Linked DNA regions of Homo sapiens: all the other regions are linked to region 5. Evidence: chromatin loops called from intact Hi-C (ENCODE). Cell type or tissue: mammary epithelial cell. All regions are shown on one strand.

Region 1 (4,000 bases), 350 kb after region 5:
AAGAGGAGGACACTATGCCCACAAAATCAGTAGGAGGCAGTGACAGAGGATGGACCTCCATCCTTCTACAACACTTTACGATTAAAGAGGAGTATATAATCTCTGAAAGGGTAATGAGGTAGCAGATCAGCAGGGCTTGTTTTCTGAGCACTGGTCATAACCCTGCTGATCAGGACAGGATGTAGCAAATAAACCAGCCCAAACCAGCTAGGACTAGGAGTTTTACTACATTCGCACAAAGACACTCCCACAAGTGCATGACACTTTACAAATTCCATGGCAACATCTTGAAGTTACTTTATATGGTTCCAGGAGCTCCCTGCCCCTTTTCTAGAAAGTTTGTGAATAACCTGTTCCTTATTAAGCATATAACTAAGAGTGAATATAAAGATAGCTAGTCCATGAGTGCCACTCTGCCTATGGGATAGCTCTGCTCTGTCTACGGAGCAGCCATTTTCCTGTACATGTTGCTCAAATAAACTTGCTTTCTTTTACTGTTGGCTCACTCTTGAATTCTTTCCTGGTTGAAGCCAAGAACCCTCCCAAGCTGAGCCCCAGTTTTTGGGTTTGCCTGCATCAGTTCTACATTTCATTCTCATGCCATTCTAGTACAAACATGAAGTGTAGGGGTGAGGTGGGAGGCAATAAAGATAGTCCTTCCAAAGCCTTGTATTTCCACCAGGACTCTTGGCAGCGAATCCCTTTCCTCTATTGGTTAGCCTCCTTCCCCACAGTGCTGCAACCAGCTGGTTGTATTTAGGGCTTAGTTGAAGTCTGAAACCTTGATTTTAGTGGCACCAACCTGTGAGCTTAGGAGATGTATTCCTCCCCTCCAGTTGCACCTAGTAGACCCAAAATTAGACAACTGTATTAATTCAGGATTTGAGGTTGTTACAGAAGGAAATAAGGCAGGAGAGGATTCTTAGGATCTAAGTTGGCTAGGAGAAGAAATGAAACTAGGAGAAGACTAATAGAATGCAGAAGGGTCCCAGGACTTAAGTTTCTGAGGGACAGTCATGGGTGAGCACAAGGAGTGTGAACAGGTAGTGAAAAATGTCCTCAAAGATGAGGCAATCAAATGACTTGATTAATGGTTTATTCCCTAAGGCTCTAAAGCACATGGAATGGATCATTTTGGCTGCTGCAGAAACCATGGGTAAGAGAACATGGTGAGGTCCTATAGAGCCTACCAACCCAAGTCAAGGAGAGCCACAAGTTTCAGTGTATGCAAATATGAGGTCAGCGCCGGTTTGGGGAATAGGAAAGACGCAGGGGCTGTGTCGACTTTTGGAGGCCAGTCCAGAAGTCGAGTCCAGGCGATGGTAGGAGCTACTCCCCAGACCTGAGCACCTCTCCTAACAGCAGCTCAGGCAAAGGCCACGTCTCGGAACAGTTGGCTGCACAGGTCACGTGACGCGCCCCTAGCCCGGCTCTATTTGGCTGCAAGAGCGCTCTGTCGCCTGCCTCGGACTCTGTTTCCCAGAAGTCTTCCTGGAAACTACATTTCGCAGGGGGCTTTGCGGCGCCTACTTCCTCCTGGCTGATTAGATGGGACTGGTGCCGTTGGCCGGACGTTTTTGGGAGCTTCACAGGCTGATGGGGAAGGGCGAAACCTGCTCGATTAAAACAACCCGCATTTCGAGGCGAGGAAGCGAGTCACGGCTCGGCCCCTCCCTTTGTGAGGAGAACCAGGCCCGCCTCGGGGTCCCCTGGGCAATGTAGTAACGTGAAGGTCTCCGAGTCCCGCTAGCACTCCCGGGGCGTGGGGGTCCCAAGTGGGACTGGAACCACCGCGAAAGAGGCGGGGCTGCGCGGATCTTCCACACCAGCTCCTCCCTTCCGTCAGGGGGTGCTGCGCATGAACGTTTTCCCATCTCTACCTCTTGGTTATCCCTCAGCAGAGATTCTTCTTTTACTCTGTACAGTTTTCAGCATCCCTCAAGCTGATATTTCAATTAAACAAATTTTAGAATTCTGAGAAATGGCGAAATAATGTAAAAGAAACAAATGATATTGGCCCTAAATTATCCTCCAGCCCCTGCTGCTCATCGGACACTTTATGAGGTTACAAAGGACCATGGCGCTGCGCATATGGGGGATCCATTTTACCCACCGTACTTAGATCAGGCTGTGACTTCCGCCCTCGAGGAGCGGCTGCTGCTCTACCGGGTGTGCTCATTTAGCCCTAGCGTTGTTTGTGCGTTTGAGGACATTCGCTGAGCCAAGCTGCAAGGGTGTCGTTATCATTTTACGAGGGGAATACGGAGAGCATGGTGGATAAAAGGTGGTTGACCTGCCCAGGCTATACAGCTAGAAGTGCCGTTAGAACTTGGTACAGGTGGAACTGATTCTGATACTTGTCTCAAACTGTTACCAGTGGAGGGTGTTCAGGTTCTTGGTGTCTTGAACAAATAATTGGACAAAACGGCACAAACAAAGCAAGGGAATAATGAAGTAACAAAAGCAGAGATTTATTGAAAACGAAAGTACATTTCACAGGGTGGGAGCAGGCTGAGCATGGGGGCTCACGAGCGCTGTTATAGAATTTTCTGGGGGTTAAATACCCTCTAGAGGTTTCCATTGGTTAGTTGGTGTATGCCTTATGTAAATGAATAGGTTAAAAGTTACAAAGGCATTGTATGCCCTATGTAAATAAAGAGGATATTTCGGCGGGGAGTTGTGGCTTACACCTGTAATCCCAGCACTTTGGGAGGCCAAGGCGGGCGGATCACCTGAGGTCAGGAATTCGAGACCAGCCTGGTCAGCATGGTGAAACCCCATCTCTACTAAAAATAAAAATAAAAATAAATTAGCTGGGCGTGGTGGCATGCGCCTGTAATCCCCTGGTGGCTGAGGCAGGAGAATCACTTGAACCGGGCAGAGGTCACAGTGAGCCGAGATCGCGCCGTTGCACTCCAGCCTGGGCGACAGAACAAGACTCAAATAAATAATAAATAAATAAATAAAAAGGATGTGTCTTATCATAGCTGAAGTGTTTCATTTGATTTAATTCTAGCAAGTCCTTAAGTTCCCTGCCTCCAGGCCATATTCTGCCTCAAGACCTATCCTGTTTACTTCGTGTAGCATTAGTTTCTTTTTCCCAGGTTTGCTGCTACTTACTTGGTTAAGCCATGATCATCTCGGCTGTACTCACAGTCTCATAAATCCGGTGTTTATTGAGTGTTAGCACCGTGCCAGGCAGTGTGTTGAGTGCTGGGACATGGTGTTGAACAGGGGCAGACACAACCTTACCTTCATGGTGTTTACAGCCTAATGGGGAAGACAGTTACTGATCACATAATACAAATAAGAATAAAATGTCAAATTGCGATAAATAGAACACCCCCACCCCCAGGATGCTACAAGAGAGAATAATGGAGGAAAATTGATACATTAGATTGATTAGGGAAAGAAAGAAATGTTTGGTCTGAAATGCTTGAAGAAGGCTGAGAAGAAGGAAGCTGTGTAACAGCCAAGAGAAGAGTAGTCCAGGCAGAGGGATCAGCAAGTGCAAAGGCTCTGAGCGGGGAAGAGCTTGGTGTTTTGCAATTCAAGGAACTCAGAGAAGTCCCTTGTGATTGGAACACAGTGAAGTAGGGGAGAGTGGAACAAATTGAGACTGGCTTTCCTTTTACCAGTCTTGCCTCTTCTTTTCTTTTCTTTTTTTTGAGACAGAGTTTCACTCTTGTTGCCCAGGCTGGAGTGTAGTGGCACAATCTTGGCTCACCGCAACCTCCACCTCCCAGGTTCAAGCGATTCTCCTGCCTCAGCCTCATGAGTAGCTGGGATTATAGGCATGCGCCACCACGTCCGGCTAATTTTGTATTTTTAGTAGAGACGGGGTTTCTCCATGTTGGTCAGGCTGGTCTCAAACTCTTGACCTCAGGTGATCCACCCGCCGGGCCTCCCAAAGTGCTGGGATTACAGGTGTGAGCCACTGCACCCAGCCTAGTCTTGCCTCTTCTAAACCATATCCACACTGGCAGTATAGGAATATTTT
Region 2 (4,000 bases), 160 kb before region 5:
CAAAAATGACGCCACACAAAAAATTTAAGATAGATCCGGTTCCGTGGATGACATGAACTGATGATAGCCAGTATCAAACAGCGATAGTGCTCAGGTTCTTGTGTGACTTTCTTTTACAGCTTCACAGTCCCAGTTCATAGAGAGGAGGGTGGCTTTTTCCCATACACAAGAAGGTGGTGGGTGGGAATTCACCTGGGCCCTCATGATCCATGTTTCCTCTCTAGGTTTTTATGGCCTGGAGAGAAAGGTTTCCTATCAGAGAAGGAAGAGGACTGTGTAGGCCCTTCTGTTAGGGCCCATCCACGTTGGTTAGGACGTCCTTGGCGTGTTTGTTAGTGTTGACCCTTTTAGTTTTCATCAATACGTATCTCTATTTGCTGAACAAGTGTCTTTCTGGAACACAACCTGGGGAACAGACAGCTCTGCCTTTCTTAAGGCAGCTTTGTAGACCTGAGGCTCACCTCTCTTGGGCTCTGTAAGACATTGCCTTTGCCTCACTGCAAATGTTTTGATTGTTCTTCCTAGTGGAAAACGTGCCAACTCTCAAGCAAATTTAAAGATCATTTTCACTTCAAGATTCCTCCAGACCTGACAAATGTTGATTGACCCAGAAGGCAGAGTGTTTGTTGGTGGGGAAGACCCTTACTTGGGGCCGAATGCTTTGGCATCAGGAGTTGTTTGCCCCATCCCATGCATGCAGGCCGTGTCCCTACAGTGCGACAGCTCAGGGTTATGACCTGTGGAGTCTCAACCCTAACAGCACATTAGCACCACTTGGGGAGCTTCTGAAAAATACTGGTACCCGGGGCCTTAGCATAGGTATTGTTCAAAACCTCTCAAGGTGATTTAAATGAGTAACAAGGGTTGAAAAACCCTGATTTTGGCAGCACAAACCAAAAGAGCAGGCAGGGCCGGGAGAGGGAAGTCAGTGGTACCAGAAGGTAGATGGGCTCCCTTGCAGGCTCCTTGTTCTCCTGCCATCACCAGTAGAACCTTCTGGCTGACAGACCAGGGACAAGTAGACTGGGTTCAAAGTGACAGACCTTTCACTTTCAACAGCTTTGGCTCAGCAGACATGTACACATACAAAGTAGAGCCTACAAGGTCAGGGGCATTCTGCCCCCGCCACAGGACTAAAGACTGCCCTGCGGGAAGATGGCAGGAGCAGTTTCTGACCTCAGTTGAGTATCTGTGGCCATGAGCAGAAAAGGCAGGGGTCTGCCTCCTGACCAAGCACATCTTGAACATCACCTGAGAGCTTGAACATCACTAAGGACCTAGACACTCACTTGTCTTTCAACTTGAGCCCATCACTCACCATGTGAGTTCTGTTGAGGGTGGGTAGAAAGCAAATAGGTTCAGGTTATCCCACCAGACTAACTCGGTGAATGAAAGGATCATGCCTTCTTCACATTTTAATTAAATGGATCAAGCACAGTCTCAGACTGCAACTCCTGTCTTCTCTGGGTACTTTAGTAATTCCCAGGGGACTTGTGCTTAGGGGTTAATCTAGGCATTCTGTTCCCTGCCTGGAGGAACCCCACAGCAACCCCCCTGGCTGGCCGCTCCTGCGAATTCCACCCATAGTATCCCAAGTGAGTCACTGCCTGAGTCTACCCACTACAGCATTCAGCTGATTGGCTTTGCCAGTTGCATGCCAGTTTGGTCTAGTTTCCAAGGACCTGGTTTTTGGGATTCAACACACACAGCTGCTTCCCCATGACATAAGCTGGACTCCTATTCTGGTGTCCAGAATCACTGCCTGGCTCCACTGTAGGTGATTTCATTTCAAAGGACCCTTTTTCCTTCTGTCCCAGGCCTTCAGGGCCACCCCAACAAAATTCAAATGCTTTGGGTCTTAGAAGCTGGGGCTTTAGTCTTTTTCCTCCAGAAAGCCCCTGGGTCCTTATGCATATTCCCTAACCCCCGACACCGCCCCAGCAAATGACAGGCTATGCTTTTCAGCACTCTCACAGGAAACAGAAAAGAACTTGCCAGTGTCCTCTCACCAGATGATACCAGGTTTGACTGTTTGCCTTTGTCTATTTAGCATAATTTCTAAAATATCATAGTTTTCTCATGTAGAAGCCAGTGTGGTGATCTCAGCAATGCAGAAGACAGTGAGTTGGAACTTCTCTGGTGAGCTGAGGGAAACTGCCCCACTCATCCACTGGAGTTTAAGATCCACAGAAGTGGGCAAGAACAAGTGAAATGTTTTTGGCTTTTTTCCTGACTCCCCCACAAAATAAGTCAGCAGATGTGAAATATATTTATGTTTTTATTTAGGAATAATCAAAAGGTTTGAAGTACCATTGAGGCCCATTTCAAATTGTACAAGCAATTTGTCCGTGTTCCCCTCCCTTATCCAAATCCACAGATACAAAATCTAGGAAATGTGCAATTTGCATCTTAGAAATAGCAGCATCCCCACAGGGGACCTCGTGAGGCCTGGAGATTCAGCCCCAAGAGGGCAACCCCACTCCTGCCTCAGCACGACCACAGTCCAAACCGAAGTTAAGTTCCATTTTTTTGTTAAAACGTTTACCCAGGGTAAAGAATTCCCATTCTACCCAAGGCTTAAGTGATAGAGTATGCTGTTTTCTCGGTTTGGTCTCTCACACCTGGCCATGGCAGGAGATGGGACCCTCTTGCAGAGTTTGGCTAAAGTTTCATTGTGCCTCAAAACAAACAAAAACAGGGCAGTTGCCTCTTACTTGTTTAGCACCAAGATGATCACCTTTTCAGCCATCTCTCCTGACAGCAGACTGCTCAACAGTCACTCCCCAGTCTTATTGCCCAGAAGTCCGGCCACAGGGAACAAGGCTTTGTGCTGAAGACCAAAATGCAAATGGGTGCTAGAAAACCAGGAATCAAGACCTTGTCAGGAGGCATCTACAGGCCTTTGGCAACCTCCCTGACTTCCACAAAGGCTGCCCTCAGTAAAACTCAATGAACAATGGCCAGCAGGGGAGAAAGGAAGGTGGGCGTGTTTTCTCTTTAATAACAATTATGGCACAATCTGACCCTCCTAACACTTCTGAACAAAGCAACTGCTCAGAAGCACAGCGGGAACCCTCTACACAGGGGTGACTGCTTCTCCCCTGGCCCCGACCCAGTCTAACCGAGAACAACCGGATTGCTGTGCTGGGTCCCTGCTGAGGAGTAGGGACTGGCGCTCCTCACTCCTGCTGACAATCTCATGTGGGGCTCTGGCCCTGTTCCAAGCAAACTGCAAGAACGAGACCAAACAGTATGGGCAGGAACCAGGGATGAGTGACAAGATCTCCCTAAACAAATTACAGGATTCATAGGTACCATGTAGATTTTTCTTTTAAATGTATTTCTACTCAGGTTTGATTCTTGGGAAAGACCAAGCACTTGTAGCTCTCTATTCAGTGACTAAACAACCTGACATTTCACTTTTAACTCCAGTCACATTAAGTTTTTTTTTTTTTTTTGAGACGGAGTTTCGCTCTGTCGCCCAGGCTGGAGTGCAGTGGCACGATCTCAGCTCACTGCAACCTCCACCTCCCGGGTTCAAGTGATTCTCCTTCCTCAGCCTCCTGAGTAGCTGGGATTACAGGCGCGCACCACCACGCCCGGCTAATTTTTGTATTTTTAGTAGAAACGGGGTTTCACCATGCCGATCAGGCTGGTCTCGAACTCCTGACCTCAGGTGATCCGCCTCCCTTGGCCTCCCAAAGTGCTGGGATTACAGGTGTGAGCCACTGCGCCCAGCCAAGTCACGTTAATTTTGAATCATCCACTTACGGAAAGGAACAGAAGTTAAAAAGCATTAACCAAGAAAAACTATTCATTAACACATACAGGTGCTCATGTGTGTGTGTGCACGCGCACATGAACACACGTTTCAAGCCAGTCTCCTGAAGGAAGAGGCACTAATGGCAGGTAAATGCTCAGGCTCCTCTCAGTACCCTGGGGCTCACCGCCTATCCAAGTGGACAGCAGGGAAGGTGCCTAGAGTCCCCACCAGAGCGGC
Region 3 (4,000 bases), 1.8 Mb after region 5:
CAGGCACTCTTCCATTCACTCTGCATATTGCATCTTATTTGGTTACCACAAAGTCCAGCGAGACAGCTATAATTATCCTCACTTTACAAATGAGAAGCTGGGGAGCTGAGAAGGTAAATGACTTGCCCAAGCCGGCATAGGTAGAAAGAAGCAGAGGCGGGATTTAAACTGAGGACTTCAGATGCCAAAGCTCATACTCTTTTCTCCAAACCAGGCTGCCTCCTGAGTTAAATTCCCCTGCGCCCACCCTCGCCCCCCCATTATAGCTGCCGTGAGACTCTACCATCTCTTCACCATCATCAGTAAATATTTATCAAGGACCACCGCCTACACAGCATTGCTCTTGTTTCCACAGCAACACACTGTCACGGAGTCAGGGGAGTATCCTGTGCTTGAAAGAGTGATGCTGTCATGTCCTCTGATCGTGGCTGTGAAAGGTGACAGCTATACGACTACATGGAATACCATCTCAGCTGGCAGCCTGACACCTTCAAGAGCTGTGCTGAGTACAAGCAAGAAGAAATTAAGTTGAGTAGAAAGAGAGTCGGTTGTAACCCAAGAATATGGTCTGCTTTTACTATGTGTTTGCGATTGTTGCTGGAACAGAATTTAAGCCACGTTTGCACATTAATTGTTCTTTTATTAGGAAACAAATCAAGCAATCCATGACAGAAAGTAAAATTCGACTGTACTGCTAACAGTTCCCCAGAGGTATCCAACGGTGATTATTGAGTTAAATGACTACATTGCTAACAATTGCAATTGCAAGTCAGTCCCCTATAAGATACATTTTTGCTCTCAATATGTGGATTCTGAAACCCACTAGTAAATGAATTCATTATCCCCTTATTCATTTAACTGTCTCTCTCTTCCCCCATCCCAAATCATGTTTTGCCACATTGTTAAGAGGCTGTTTCTAAAGGTTTTTTGTTTGTTTGATTTTTACTATCATTCCTTCCAAAAACCGTCGTGGCTCAAGAAATATGTCTTAGAGTAAGGAAAAAGGAAATTGCCTTTTGATGACAAGCTTCCGCCCCGACTTTTGGACACTGAGACCAACATGTTACAGCAAAACATATTAGCCCAACTATGTTATGGATGTAACCTTATAAATTGAAATTGCTTTCAAGATTGGGAATTTTCAGATCAAAAGAACATGGAAAACACACTACTTAGTTTTAAAATGTATTTGTCCAAACTTGCCAAAAGTTTTAAATAAAATACTTTAAAGGAAATCAAGTTATTGTCATATTTATACTAGATTTGAAATACTAACAATTTCTGAATTTAGGAATAAAATAAGATAAGTCCATTTTTAAGTCAACATTTACAGTATTCTTGTTTTGACAAATACAGATGTTCATGAGGAACCCTGGGGAAAAAAAATCTAATTTAGATGGTCTAGTTGCCGTTAAACTGGAAAGGAGAGGACAGATATATACAGAAAATCCCCATTTCTACAAATGTGTGAGGCTTAGAATGCACCAGTTCTCCAATACAAGCTAATCCCATTCGTTTAAGGAGCCCCTGGCACAAAGGCACCCACTTGCTAAATATATGCTATATCGCAGGTTTGCAGAAACCACCCTGCCCAGGTAGACCCAAAAGAACCACAGATTTCTTCCCAAACCATATTCCAGGATTTCTTTTCTTTCTCCTGCATTCTAAAGAGCAAACAAAGAAAAGGTGCTCGCTCCTCACACTTCTCTAAATGTTTTAACAAAAGGCTGCTGAATAAACACATTACTCATTTAAAAATTGAAAAGAAGTTCTATTCCTGATATGAAAGCAACCAGATTTGCATTTTAATAGTTGTGGGCGAGCGCCACCTGGCGGGAGCATCCGGAACGGGCGGCGTTCAGCACTGGACAGCTTCCCGAGCCGGTACGGGTTTTACCGCTTGCTACCCAAGAACGATTCGAGACCCGTGATGGAATATTTTTGATCCTGTTTCTGCCGCGGGAACGTGAGTGGTATTAATGTGTGGTTGGCCGGTCATGCCTTAGAGGATATAAAATCTGAGTCACGAATCATGCCTGGATCCCCAGGACTGCCCCGGGCATCCTCCCTAGTACCCCTCCCTCCCCTAGCACACCTAACACACCCCCCAAAATGAGGAAAACAAGAATTGTGCACCATCTTTAGAATGGTGCTGTAGCTGTCCCTCTTCTCTCACTTGCTAATCCAACCTTTCAGCTTCACACACCTCAAAAGGAGTGTCTTCGTCACCCAACTTCCCAGCCAGGGAAACAGGCTGTCCCTTCACAGAAGTCGCCTATTCCGCTTCCATTTTAGTACCAAGCAAGGAAGGCTCTAAAGCATTTCCAACGGAATGTCCTTCCAGCGGCCCTTAACCTCAGACGCAGCTTGTGCAAAGACGCTGTACCTCCCCACAGGTTCGTTCTTTTGCTCTTTCTTTCTTCCTTTCCTTCTTTCGGTGAAATAATAAATGGGCACAGCTGTTGCTTAGCGATCCGAAACCAGCCTGTTCCTGCGTCCCACGGGCTGATCTCAGCCTGTCCCCGCAATCCCAGCCACCTCAGGCCGGCGTGGTTACACCAAAAGCAATCGGTGCTAAGAAACTTTAAGGTGATTTTGAACTTGGAAGTACACCTGCAGCACTCCCTTCTCTTCCCTCCGCCGCTACTCTTGGGGGGGGGGGGGCTCGGGGGTGGAAGCTGCCTGCGGTGGGGCTTGGTGATGTGTAAGACCCTGGACTGTGGTGCCCTCCAGCACCCGCCAACGTGCCTTTAGGAGCACGGCAGGCACCACCCCCCCGCCCCCGCTCCCCCTACTCTGGGGAACTACCTCTGCTCACCGCCTTCCCGTGGCCAAACCCAAATATGAGTTCCCCGAACTTTTCAGGAGCGGACGCGCTCACGGGTCAAATCCACTCCCCTCCAAGGGCCTTAACACGGGCGCCCAGCTACCTCGGAGAAAAGCCAGCGGGTAGGGCGGAGGTATTGCTCTCGGTCATCAACGCAAACATCCCCTCGGGTGCCTACAGCGGCCTGCTTAGGGGAGCAGCGTGTTCAGAGCAAATGGAGAGCTTCCTGTATCTCCGAGGAAAAAAGAAAAGCCGCCGCCCCGGCAGCCTCGGCCTGCTGGGGACCTGTCCTCCCCACTAAAAGCGCGCGCTGCCCGAGGAGCTGCCCGGGAGAGAACGCTCCACCCCGGGCGTCGGTGCCGCTCCTCGTCTCGCCGCCCCAAACACTCAAGTGGCAGATTCCGACAAGTGGGAGGCAGCAAGTGGAAATATTCGCAACAACCGCGGAAAGTTACTCCAGCCCGGGGGGCCGGCAGGAAACTGAAGCGGGGAACTTCGCCAAACGCGGGCTGCCGAGGGACGCGAGGGGCCGGGCTCGCTGGCCGGGGCGCGCGGGGACACTGCTTCCCGCGCCTGCAAGCTGAGACCCGGGTTCCGGCCATGGGGACCCGCGCCCCCGCGAGCCCACACAACTTTCTCCTCCGAGGGCCCCGCGGCTGGGGGCCCGCGCGCATCCAGGAGGGAGCGGGGAGCCCAGGGGAGCCGGGCGGGCGCACTCACCTGCGGCGCTCTGAGCCCGGGCGCCGGGCAGTGGCGGCAGCTGCAGCCTCAGGAGCAGGCTGAGGGCGAGCGCGGCGAGGCTCGCCATCCGGGCGGCGGCGGGCAGCTCAGCCCCTTCCCGCGGGGGCCGGGGCCGGGACTGGGGCGGGCGCGGGGTGGCCCCGCATCGCCGGCGCGGCCGCTGGCTGTGCGCGCGGCTGGCTCCGCTCGGGCTCCCGGAGCCGGCGCTCCTGCGTTCCAAGCCGAGGCGCGGCGCGAACTGAGGCGGGAGGCTGGGCGGGGGCGGGACGCGGGGGGCGGGGGGCGGTGTCCCCCGAGTCCTAACGCCGCCGCCGTTGCCGCCGCCGCCGCCGCCGCCGCCCGCCCGGGCGCTCCGCCTCGGCCGTGCACACACCCTCACGCGCACGCCCGCGCCTGGCACACGCCCGCGGCTGGCACACGCGGGCTCCCCCG
Region 4 (4,000 bases), 370 kb before region 5:
CAGCTCTGACCTCACTGAACTCAAACAAGGACTCCACACCCCAACACCCAATGTACCAGCACAGGAGTCTCCCTGTAAGGCCCCAGATTTCTGGATGAGCATAGACCCATCTGATGGCCCCTAGGAGGCTGTTTGTGGCCTGAGTTCTGGTTTGGCACCCTATCCATGATCAGGGCGGACCAGCCTAGGTGGGAAAATGAGACCTGGAGAGGTTGGAGACCCTGCCCAAAGCCTGGGGCCTGAAACCTGAGGTCTGGCAGGTTCCTGGCTCCACACTCTCACAGCTCCCTGTGACAATCCCTTCATTGCGCACATCACAATTATAATTCCGTGATGCATATGCTTGCATGGCCTTTTAATGTCCTGCTACCCGCGTGACCTGTAAGCCCCATGAAAGAAGGGACTATGTTCACTCCTGTAACCCCTTGCAACTAGTGCAATGCCTGGCACACAGTAGATGCTCAGAAAATAACTGGAATAAGTAAAATAATAAAGGGACATCCTCCTAAAGGAGACCTTAAGACATTTATAAAATGTTTTACAATTTACAAAGCACCCCCCACAGTTTTCCAGTTTCATTCTCCCCACCACCCCGTGAAATAGGTACTATTAGGCTGGGTGCAGTGGCTCACACCTGTAATCCCAGAACTTTGGGAGGCTGAGTGGGTGGATCACCTGAGGTCAGGAGTTCGAGACCAGCCTGGCCAACATGGTGAAACCCCGTCTCTACTAAAAATACAAAAATTAGCCAGCCATGGTGGTGGAAGCCTGTAATCCCAGCTACTCTGGAGGCTGAGGCTGGAGAATCGCTTGAACCCGGGAGGTGGAGGTTGCAGTGAGCCAAGATCGTGCCATTTCACTCTAGCCTGGGCAACAAGAGCGAGACTCTGTCTCAGGAAAAAAAAAAAAAGAGAGAGAGAGAGAGAAATAGGTACTATTATTGCCCACATAATGCAGTGTACTCATTTCCTATCTCTGCAACAACGAATTAACACACACAGTGGCTAAAACAACACAAGTTTATTTTCTGACTGGAGGTCAGATGTCCAACCCAGGCCCTATGGGCTAAAATCAAGGTGTCAGCAGGGCTGTGTTCCTTCTGGGAGCTCTCAGGAAAATCTATCTCCTTCCTTTCTCCAGCTTCCAGAGACCACCCATGTTTCTTGGCTCATAGTCACTTCCTCTAGCGTCGAAGCCAGCAATGTCACATCTCTCTTACTGAAGCCAGAAGAGGTTCTCTGTATTTAAGGATGCCTGTGATTAGGTTAGGCCTACCTGCATAATCCGGGATAATCATACATTCCAGACATTAGGATACACACATCTTTTTTTTTTTTTTTTTTTTTTTTTTTTTGGTGGTGGTGAGCGGGGAGAGATGTTATCCTGCCTAACACACAGAGATTCACAGAGATTCATAAACGGAGAGGTGAATTAACCAGCCCACCTCGCCCAGCTTGTGACTGAAGTGAGATTTAAAGCCAACATTTTGGGGCTACAGAATCTGAGCTCTTTCTCCCCTTTTCCAGAGCCAGAAGGGAAGGACACAGGGGCCCAGTCTCCATACAGTAAATACACATTTTATTTTATTTTATTTTATTTCATTTTTTGAGACAGGGTCGCACTCTGACCCCCAGGCTAGAGTGCAGTGGTACAATCACAGCTCACTGCGGCCTCAACCTCTGTGGCTCAAGTAATCCTCTCACCTCAGCCTCCTGAGTAGCTGAGACTACAGGAACACACCACCACACCTGGCTAATTTTTTTTTATTTTTTTGTAGAGACAGGGTCTCACTTTGTTGCCAACACTGGTCTTGAATTCCTGGGCTCAAGCACTCCTCCTGCCTTAGCCTCTCAAAGTGCTGGGATCACAGGTGTGAGCCACTGTGCCAGCCCACACTTTTATTTATGATTAAAGAGAAAGAAAAAAAAAAAGATGCGCTTGTCTGGAGGGTGAGGCCGTGTGGGAAAACTTTTTATTTGCTTGCCTTTATTATCATTACTTTAACGGTGTATTTAATAAATACAACGTTTTCAGCTAGAGGGAAAAAGGAATTAACCCAAGTCATTGGTTGAGTATGAAGGCATGGAGCCCCCACGGCCCTCCTCGCTGCAATTAAGCAAATGGCCAGCAGATGGCGGGGCATGCTCACAGCAGGGCCTTGCTCTCCGGACCATCTCTTTTACGGGCCGCCGAGCAAAGGTCTTTCTTTTCTCTTCTTCAAAACCCACTCTACAAGGAAATCTTCAGAAACATTCCAGCAGGCAAGACAAGGGCATAAAGGCCAGGGGGTCCCCCAGCCTCAGGACAGCAAGTGTGGGGACGTGCCCTACTGCATGCCCCATCCCCTGAGCCAGGAACAAAGACCAGAGGTCAAGCCGGCAGCAGTTGAGGAAGAGGGTCAGGCGTGGCTGTGTGTCCCGAATTGGTGGGTTCTTGGTCTCACTGACTTCAAGAATGAAGCCGCGGACCCTTGCGGTGAGTGTTACAGTTCTTAAAGGCGGCGTGTCCGGAGTTTGTTCCTTCTGATGTTCGGATGTGTTTGGAGTTTCTTCCTTCTGGTGGGTTCGTGGTCTCGCTGGCTCAGGAAAGAAGCTGCAGACCTTCGCGGTGAGTGTTACAGCTCTTAAGGCGGCACGTCTGGAGTTGTTCGTTCCTCTCGGTGGGTTCGTGGTCTCACTGGCTTCAGGAGTGAAGCTGCAGACCTTTGCGGTGAGTGTTACAGCTCATAAAGGCAGTGTGGACCCAAAGAGTGAGCAGCAGCAAGATTTATTGCAAAGAGTGAAAAAACAAAGCTTCCACAGTGTGGAAGGGGACCTGAGTGGGTTGCCACTGCTGGCTCAGGCAGCCTGCTTTTAGCTGCAGGGCAGCGGAAGGCAGGATCAGCTGGGTTACAGGACACTTAGGATGACCGGACACTTTACACGCTTTTACACACATTTATCATTACATCTCCTCTTCCTTGTGGCCCAGTATGGCACCTGGCATCAAAAATACTGAACTGGCTGGGAAGATGGTTGGTAGCAATGCCAGCGCAGTTTTTGAACCCCTCCAAATTTCTACATAAAAATAAGCAGGTCAGGTCAGGCGCAATGGCTCACACCTGTGATCCCAGCACTTTGGGAGGCCGAGGCAGGCAGATCACCTGAGGTTAGGAGTTTGAGACCAGCCTCGCCAACATGGCGAAACTCCATCTCTACTAAAAATACAAAAATTAACTGGGAATGGTGATGCACGCCTGTAATCCCAGCTACTTGGGGGGCTGAGGCAGGAGAATCCCTTGAACCCGGGAGGTGGAGGTTGCAGTGAGCTGAGATCGCACCACTGCACTCCAGCCTGGGCAACAGAGTGAGACTCTGTCTCAAAAATAAAAAATAAAAATAAGCAGGTCAGATTAGCAAAAGCAAAACCTACAGACAATGTTCGCTTAAAATTAGATGATAAGGTATCCCCATGAACACCAAAACACAAGCGGGGAAGCACAGCCCTCCCATAGCCACCTACATGTCATCAGGTCCCCCTACGTTCCCCCAGGGAGGCTTCCTTGGTTTAGATTCTGGCCCTTGGTGCCCCATCCAGCAGCCAACAGAGGGAAACAAGGAGCCCTCTGATGGACTTAAGAACAGGAGAATCCCAAAAGAGCCAGCAGGTATTCACGAGGAAGCAAGGAGGGACAACTGGAGACAGCAGCAGAAGCTGGGAGGGTCTCGCCCAGTCCGGGAGCAGGTGAGAGTCAGCAAGGACTAAGGGACTGCAGCGGTAGAGCCTTGAGAACCCTCAACACTGACCCACTTGGCTTCCCTTCCAGGACAGGATCACATAGCACTGAGCATGGAATCAAAATGGAGCAGGATCTGGACAATCAAAAGGAAGGAAGGAGAAGGCCAGGCGTGGTGGCTCATGCCTGTAATCTCAACACTTTGAGAGGCCGAGGCAGGCAGATCACTTGAGGTCAGGAGTTCAAGACCAGCGTGGCCAATGTGGTGAAACCCTGTCTGTATTA
Region 5 (4,000 bases):
AGGCACCTGTAATCCCAGCTACTCATGAGGCTGAAGCAAATAATCGCTTGAACCTGGGAGGCGGAGGTTGCAATAAGCCGAGATTGTGCCACTACACTCCAGCCTGGGCAACAGAGCGAGACTCTGTCTCTAAAAAAAAAAAAAAAAAAAAAAAAAAGCCAGGTGTGATCATGCATGCCTGTGGTCCCAGCTCCTCGAGAGGCTGAAGTAGGAGAATTGCTTGAGCCCAGGAGGTCAAGGGTGCAGTGAGCTGTGATTGTGCCACTGCACTCCATCCTGGGTGACAGAGCCAGACCCTGTCTAAAACAAAACAAAAAAACAATAAAACACATAAGCTACCAAATTCTGTAAAGAAGGAAGTACCACCTGCATTCTTGGATTAATGAAGAAACAAACAGCTGCCAGTGATATAGGCTCATCCGATGAGTATACCCAAGCAGAGGAAAAAATGGCCTCCACCTTCAACCCCAGAAATGGGCAAACACAAGTGTCCATGCTGCTTGCACCCTCAGAGAAAGCCCTGGAGATGGTGATGTCAACCACAAGCTAGAGTGGGACAGTCTCTGCCTTATTCAGTTCCATTCAGTGTTAGAACAAGTCATACTAGCAGAGGCTGTTCTATCTGCCTTTCTTCTCCTACCCTCATCACCAAATCCCAGATGATTGAGAGTTCCAGAAACGAGCCTGTCAGAAATGCAATTTTTCTTTTTCTTTTTTTTTTTTTTTGAGACAATGTCTTGCTCTGTCACCCAGGGTGGAGTACAGAGGCGCCATCTCAGCTCACTGCAACCTCCACCTCCTCGGTTCAAGTGATTCTCCTGCCTCAGCCTCCTGAGTAGCTGAGACTACAGCTGTGCACCACCATGCCTGGCTAATTTTTTTTTTTTTTGTATTTTTAATAGAGACGGGGGACCGAGCGCAGTGGCTAACGCCTGTAATCCCAACACTTTGGGAGGCTGAGGTGGGTGGATCACGAGGTCAGGAGATCGAGACCATCCTGGCTAACACAGTGAAACCCTGTCTCTACTAAAAATACAAAAAATTAGCTGGGCATGGGGATGGGCCCCTGTAGTCCCAGCTACTCAGGAGGCTGAGGCAGGAGAATGGCGTGAACCCGGAAAGTGGAGCTTGCAGTGAGCAGAGATGGTGCCACTGCACTCCAGCCTGAGTGACAGAGCGAGACTTCATCTCAAAACAAAAACAAAAACAAAAAAACAGAGATGGGGTTTCACCGTGTTGGCCAGGCTGGTCTCCAACTCCTGACCTCAGACGATCCGCCCACCTCTGCCTCCCAAAGTGCTGGGATTGCAGGCGTAAGCCACCTCACCCCAGCCGCAAATGCAATTTCTGCAACAACCTTTATATCAACTTTTTTTCCTCTAACAATGAACAATGAAAACAATTTGTGCTCCATCTTTAAAAATGTGTGACACAAAAATTTTTTAAATAAAAATAAATATGTGATAAACATTCCTGAATGCCTAGTGTGTGCCCTGGCGCTGTGCTCTGCATTTAATTTGGATCAGCAGTTCTCAGCCTTGTTTGTACATTACAACCAACTGGAGAGGTTTTTAAACTCCCAGTATCCGGGGCATCAGTATTCGTCTAGGGCACAGTGATTCTAACACACAGTCAAGGTTGAGAACCACTTATTTAATTCATCCTGTAAATCCTCACAATAGAATCCTGCAAGGTAGCTTTTATCACCACCTTTGCCGATGAAATTGAGGCTCAAAGAGGTAAATTGATTTCGGCATCTGTAGCCCCAACCTGTGACCTCTCCTTCCTTCCTTCTCGGGCTCCCTTCAGGGATTTCCTGATGTTACAGAAAATGGTATGTATGACGCTGCCCTCCTGGCCACCTTGACATAGCTCTGCTCCCAACAGGGCTCTTCTGAGATAGCAGCCAGACACTACCTGGGATCAGGACTGATACTAAATGACTTCTGCCAAAATGAGGACAACTGAGGCCAGTCACTTCCAAACAGGTTCTGTCACCCTGAGTCAGAATAATGGCAGCTACCTCTCCTCCTCACCGCCCAGTCGTTTCTAAGCCTGGCTCGTCGCCGTTGCTGCTCCGCCAAGCCTTTCCTCGGTGCCCTCTCTCTTTTAGAACAAATTACTTCATCTCCAGGCCCTTCTCAGGGCAGCTTCTTTGCAGGGGCCATAGGGCGTCGGAAAGGTCTTTGGTCCAGGAAAGCCGCGAGCCACAGATCCAAGAGGAAAAAGCCGTTCCCGGCCCGGGCCTTGCCCAAGGCACGAGAGTAAATGCACCTTCCGCGTGCCTCGGCGCACCTGGGCTCACCTGTCCCCTCCCGCAGTGCCTGCAGACAGGGAGGGAGCGCGGCTGGGCCAGAAGGCTGATCACCGCCTGCCCCCTGCTGGCCAGTGTCAGTATTGAGCCCGCTGCCGCTCGACCAGAACGTCCCAGGGATGGAATGAAGGTGCGGGCATTTATGGAGCGCCTGCTGTTTGTCAGGCGAGGTACTGATAAGCGCTGGAGTGTAAGGATGTACGTGACCTGCTCTCAGAGTTCAAATTTAAATGAAGAGATATACATTAATCAAGTAGTCATTCAAGCAAATATGAAATTACAACTGTGGGCTATGCGAACAGATGACGCGAGGGGCCTGTCCAGTCTGGGAGATACGGGTGGGTTCAGGAAAAGCTGCCCCCAGGAGGGGACGTTTGAGCGCCAGGAGCCGCGCAAAGTCATTTCATGTCATCTCTAAAATCCTGCAAGGCGGCTTTCCCCCTTGACAAAACAGGAAATGGGATCAAATTGAGGAAGGAATTCACCCAAGATCACACAGCAAGCTGGAAGCAAATCTGGGAGGAGCTAGGTCCGCCCCGTTCCGAAATCCACACTTTTCTGGAGGTGGGGCAGGCGGTGGCACAGGGACTTGGGGCGGGGTCTGGTGGGCGGGGCATGAAGTCTGGCCCCGCCCCCGCCTCCGAGGCCAAAGGGCGCCCTGGGCGGGGATCGGAGCAGGGGCGGGGTCTTTCCAGGGAGTGGAGCCTGGGCAGATTGGGGCCTGTGGAGGCCGCACTAGGATCGTAGAAGGAGTGGAGCCGTGCTCTCACCCTGTCTTAGAGGACCCGGAAGCGCCAAGTGACTGAGGGCCGAAGACACTCACCTGTGGAGCCTGTGCACGTAGGTAGAGGCGGCGGCTCTGAGTCCAGGAGCTCCAGTGGGCAGCTCCCCAGGTAGGGCCCAACTCGGGGGGAGAAGAGATGACCCTCTCCCCTCCCGCCCTGCCCATCTGTCCTGCCATCCTACATTCCTTCCTTCCTGTCCGCGGGCCTGGGTCCACCCCTAGCTGTAAGATGGGGACGCAGGGGTGGAGGGACTGGCCTCATTTTGTCCCTTTTTCCCTGGCCCAGCGGCTGCAGGCCCCCTGGACACCCAGAACGTAGAGTCTGGAGAGGAGACGTCGAAACCTCCCAGGGGAGGCTGGCCCAGCTTTACCCCAGCCTGACTGTGTGACCTTGAGGAGGACAGCCACTTTCTCTGGTACCCAGTGTCCTCAGTTGCAAAACAGTGACTGGCCCTTGCCCTGCTTGCCCTGAGACTGGGCAGATCAGATGCTGTAGCTGCTGGGGGCTGGGGTGGCGCTTTCTCTCTACTGGGGCACTAGGAGTGCTTACTCTCCTGCTCCCTCTGGTCCTCGGTGGAGAGCCACACCCTTCATCCACCCAAACCTGGGAGCCCCGAGGGCTGAGAGCCTAGTCCTAGGGCAGCTTGCTCTGGCTTCCCTGTGCTAGAGTTGTAGTCTAGCCTGGAAGGCCTGTGAACATCCCCAAGGTGGGGTGTGAGGCCTACGTGGAGTGCACATGCTCGTTTTGCAAATAGTGGTGCCACCATTGTGCATGGCCTTGAGTGCCAAGTTAAGAAGTCCAAACTCCGCTGGGCGCGGTGGCTCACGCCTGTAATCCCAGCACTTTGGAGACTGAGGCGGGTGGATCATGAGGTCAGGAGATCGAGACCATCCTAACACGG
Region 6 (4,000 bases), 390 kb after region 5:
CATTCACTGGACTGGGCCCAGCGTTGAGTAAGAGATGGGTCCTGTCTTCAGGTGTGCCCAGTCTTCTTAGGGGTCCAAAGACCTAACCTTATAAGACTGTGTCATCAGTGCCCCAAGACAGGTGTGTGCCTGGTGTCATGGGGCTCAGATGGGGGATTTGGGAAAGATTCACACATGAGGAAATATTTGAGTTGAGTTTTAAAAATTGAAACATTTTGACAGATGACAGGGGTGGGAAACTTTCAGGCAGAAGGAACAGTGTGAATGGATGCTCAGAGGTGCGGAAGGCCATTGTGTGTTGAAGGAAAGACATACGGCTGACCAAGGCTGAAGTGACTATATAGTGTAATGGCCAAGTGCATGGACTGTAATTCTTCCCTACCTGGGTTCAAACTCCAGTCCTGCTATTTCTTAACTGTGTGAATTTGGCACATTTCTTAAATCGATTTTTTAGCTTTCCCATATGTAAAGTGGAGAGAATCATAATAGTACTGTTGAAGCAAACTAAATATGGTCTGAGAAGGACTCCGTGCTTCTCTATTTGAGTCCTTGTGGATGAACTGTAGCCTAGCTTAGTCAGACAAGATTGAGAACCTAACTTAGGAGCATGTGCCTGTAACAATAACTGAGTCTTGGCCAATCCCAGGGCCGTGCTTCAACCACTCAGAGGGCTAAGTTTTCAAACTGTGTTCAAATGAGGCAAACGCCAACCTGGAACCCATCCAGCTGTTTCTGTGCCTCACTGCCGATTTCTGTACGTCATTTCCCTTTTTTTTGTCTATAAATCTTCTTCCACCATGTGGCTGCACTGGAGTCTCTGTGAATCTGCTGTGAATCTGGGGGCTGCCTGATTTGCGAATCATTTGTTGCTCAGTGAAGTTCCTTTAAATTTAATTTGGCTGAAGGTTTTCTTTTATCAGTACCTACCTCAAAGGACTGTTTTCAGGATTATATCCTGGAATAAAGTAAATGCTCTATATGTTACCTATTATTGTTACCCCCACCCGTTTGGATTGTGGAAGTTTCTTCTGTCTCCCTGATGGGCTGTGAGCTCCTCGGTGGTAGGAGCCACACCTTCCTCACCTCTGCCTCTTCCATGGGACCTAAGGCCATGTAAGTGCTTGCTAAAGGCAGATTGAATTAAATGGGCCTCTGAAAGGGTGACATATATAAGCAATTATGATTTATTTTTCTTCTAAAGAAGGAAATAGAAAGTTCCTTTCCTCTGCTGGTGATGACAAATTTGCATTGCTTAAAAATGCTGATTGGAGGAAGGCAGGCCACATTTATGGGATGTCCACAGTGTCCACATCCCCAGCTTCATTTACTCCTTCCTACAACCAGTGGAGCAAGGTTTACATACCCATTTAATAGAGGGGAAAACTGGGGCCCACGGTCACTGAGATAAGTGTGATACAGTCAGAATTCAAACACCTTCTGGCTTCTAGAACTCTGAGAAATAAATCTTTCTTGTTTATAAATCACGAAGTCTATGGTACTTGGTACTTTTTTTTTTTCTTTTTTGAGATGTAGTCTCACTCTGTTGCCCAGGCTGGAGTGCAGTGGCATGATCTTGGCTCATTTCAGCCTCCACCTTCCAGGTTCAAGCGATTCTCCTGCCTCAGCTTCCCGTGTAGCTGGGACTACAGGTGTGTGCCACCACACCCGACTAATTTTTGTATTTTTAGTAGAGACGGGTTTTCACCATGTTGGCCAGGATGGTCTTGAACTCCTGACCTGAGGTGATCTGCCTGCTTTGGCCTCCTAAAGTGCTGGGATTACAGGCGTGAACCACCACACCTGGCCTATGGTACTTTGTTATATCATCCTGAACTAAGACTCCTTCCCTGGAAATTTGCTCAAGCTCTTGGGAATGGAGGGCTAAAGGAAAGAGCCTGGCCACTCATTTGGGAGGGGAAAAATAGTTGCTAACACAGACGGAGGGAGAGACATCCCTATCCCATTGAAGGTGGCTGTCCTGTGGGAAGCCTGCAATTGCTGACTGTGACCACTAGATGGAAGCATGGAGAACAGTGCCGGTTACAGTCTGGGTGGAATTTGACCTGTGCTCCCCAAGCAGGAGCTGTGCCTGGGCTTCCATGGATGCTCCAGAGAAAAAGCCCCAAGCTGGCCTGGCCTCGCAGCGTGTGGGCTGCTGCATGGAACAGGAGTAGTCAGTTGGTCCTATGTTCCCAGCTCAGGGACTGGCCTCAAGATTCACTGGGCTGAATGCTGGGGTTCCATTACCCTTTTGGATTTCATGGCTCCTGGCTTCCCTCTGCTCACTGTCGCCACCACTGGGCTCAGTCCATCCATGGGGAACATCTATTAGTGGAGAAGGGCCAAGTAATTTATTTTTTTGGATATGTGTGTCCACACTGCTTGGAAACAAAATTGTAGCTTCCTGTACTGGCCAGATTCTCTGTCCTTGGCCCTCCACAGTGGCTCGTCCCTGGTCAGGGTCCCAAGCGGCCACCCCCGATCACCTAGAGTTTGGCAACTCTTGGAAGACTAGAGCAATGGTCTGGTCTTGATAATTTCATCACATAAAAGGGCAGGGAACACATTGCAACAAAGTTCACTCCCTGCTTCATTCCCAGAATAATGTGTCTGTAAATGAATTAGAAGTGGATTTGACACGTATTTTCAATGAAAAGGTCAAAGACATTACAACTGAAAACACTCCTCTCTGTGTAGACAGGCCTGCTAGTGTGTCACAAGGCTCTCAAGGAGAGAGGGGGAAAGACTAATGCCCATGGGCCATGCAGGTGGCAGGGGCTTCGTCTACTGTCTCTCTGTGAAGTGGACATTCTAATTATTATTTCTACCTTACAGTGGAAAGTGTGGCTCAGAGAGTGTATTTGTTATCTATTGCTGTATAACAAATTACTTCAAAACTTAGTCGCTTGAAATAATAAGCATGTAGTTTCTGAGTGTCAGGAATCTGGGAGTGGCCTAGCTGGGTGGTGCTAATTTTAGGTATCTCGAGGTTGCACTCAAGATGTTGGTTTGGGCTGCAGTCATCTGAAGGCTTGACTGGGGCTGGATACTCTGCTTTCAAGATGACACACTCACATGGCTGTTGGAAGGAGGCCTCAGTTCTGCATCATGCAGTACTGGTGAGGCCTCCACAGGAGGCCTGAGTGTCAGTTTAGCATGGCGGTTGGCTTTTACAAGGGCTAGTGATCCAAGGGAGAAGGCGAAGACACATGCCTTTTTATGAACTAGCCTCAGAAACTACACATCATCACTTCTGTCATATTCTATTGGTCGTGCAGACCAACCATGATGCAGGGTGGGATGGGACTCCAGAAGGGTGTGCAGATTGGTAGACAAGGATCTTTGGGGGCTATCCTGGAGACCGGCTGCTACCAGAGAGCTTAAGTAACTTGGCTATCAAATAGACTGAAATTCACTTAAAGTTCCCACTGTTCTTTTGTAGTAGGGGCAGAGGCCTTGGAGAGACATTCGGATAGGTGAAAGAATCAAGAACTCATGCTTTGCCCACTCTACTGAAAAAATTAAAAAATGCTGATAATACTATTTCTCAGGATATGGGGAAATGGACACTTTCATTCACTGTTCAAAATTTAAATTTTTCTTTATTTTGACTCTACCACTCTTCCTTTAAGACTCTATCCTATAGAAATATCTACATTCGCACATATATGCAACATATATACATATATAACTTTTTTAAAAAAAACCAGAAGTATCATTTATTATAGGGAACAATTGGAGATAAATCTGGGATTGATTAAATAAAAATTATATGTCATTCTAGTGAAATATCTGATAGCCATGGAAAAGAATAAGGCAGATATATATGGAAAGATTGTTGAGTGAATATAGCATGTTATAGAACTATATAGAGACATAGTAGGATTCCATTTATGTATATGCATATAAGACATATACATATATGTATGTATTTTTATTGTTACTATAAATATAAAAAAAAAAACCAAACCATTAGCCATGGTTACTTGTAGGAGGTGGG

What was found. A loop is a pair of places that touch in the nucleus more often than their neighbours do. Peaks named below come from ENCODE experiments on the same cell type or tissue, not always from the same donor. Only the 100,000 strongest peaks of a DNase experiment are listed, where the experiment ranks them.
Region 1: a loop joins it to region 5, with 6 times the contacts of the local background. A loop is called at or near these places in 16 of 110 quality-filtered maps.
Region 2: it touches region 5 in a loop (6-fold over the local background); 107 of 110 quality-filtered maps call a loop at or near these places.
Region 3: a loop joins it to region 5, with 18 times the contacts of the local background. A loop is called at or near these places in 2 of 110 quality-filtered maps.
Region 4: a loop joins it to region 5, with 11 times the contacts of the local background. A loop is called at or near these places in 47 of 110 quality-filtered maps.
Region 6: it touches region 5 in a loop (32-fold over the local background); 3 of 110 quality-filtered maps call a loop at or near these places.

What each region holds. Positions count from the first base shown.
Region 1 is chr20:41,691,456-41,695,455 of GRCh38, forward strand. LOC124904905 (a long non-coding RNA gene) reads right to left here and starts at 2,720. Exons shown (of 2, transcript XR_007067588.1): 1 at 1,881-2,720; 2 at 1,080-1,613. RefSeq lists enhancers at 1,515-1,724, 1,865-2,084, 2,305-2,544. In mammary epithelial cell, a CTCF peak has its summit at 1,868; a DNase peak (open chromatin) is centred at 2,096; H3K4me3 peaks cover 1,311 bases; H3K27ac peaks cover 472 bases.
Region 2 is chr20:41,176,190-41,180,189 of GRCh38, forward strand. It overlaps PLCG1 (phospholipase C gamma 1), which reads left to right. Exons shown (of 32, transcript NM_002660.3): 32 at 1-1,437. It overlaps ZHX3 (zinc fingers and homeoboxes 3), which reads right to left. Exons shown (of 4, transcript NM_001384317.1): 4 at 2,266-4,000. Among named protein-coding and RNA genes, the nearest start is that of MIR6871, 9.2 kb to the left of the region's middle. In mammary epithelial cell, no CTCF peak of the experiment used is centred here; a DNase peak (open chromatin) is centred at 1,642; H3K27ac peaks cover 2,929 bases.
Region 3 is chr20:43,186,099-43,190,098 of GRCh38, forward strand. PTPRT (protein tyrosine phosphatase receptor type T) reads right to left here and starts at 3,808. Exons shown (of 31, transcript NM_007050.6): 1 at 3,548-3,808. The coding sequence starts at 3,635. PTPRT-DT (PTPRT divergent transcript) reads left to right here and starts at 3,967. Exons shown (of 3, transcript NR_186414.1): 1 at 3,967-4,000. In mammary epithelial cell, a CTCF peak has its summit at 1,835 (motif pointing left); no DNase peak of the experiment used is centred here; H3K27me3 peaks cover 1,580 bases.
Region 4 is chr20:40,966,779-40,970,778 of GRCh38, forward strand. No RefSeq gene overlaps it. Among named protein-coding and RNA genes, the nearest start is that of TOP1, 60 kb to the right of the region's middle. In mammary epithelial cell, CTCF peaks have their summits at 2,124 (motif pointing right) and 3,599 (motif pointing right); no DNase peak of the experiment used is centred here; H3K4me3 peaks cover 267 bases.
Region 5 is chr20:41,337,796-41,341,795 of GRCh38, forward strand. LPIN3 (lipin 3) reads left to right here and starts at 3,026. Exons shown (of 20, transcript NM_022896.3): 1 at 3,026-3,207. RefSeq lists an enhancer at 2,638-2,687 and a silencer at 2,848-3,007. In mammary epithelial cell, CTCF peaks have their summits at 2,387 (motif pointing left) and 3,041; DNase peaks (open chromatin) are centred at 2,376 and 2,966; H3K4me3 peaks cover 1,299 bases; H3K27ac peaks cover 1,331 bases.
Region 6 is chr20:41,732,605-41,736,604 of GRCh38, forward strand. No RefSeq gene overlaps it. Among named protein-coding and RNA genes, the nearest start is that of CHD6, 120 kb to the left of the region's middle. In mammary epithelial cell, a CTCF peak has its summit at 2,006 (motif pointing right); no DNase peak of the experiment used is centred here.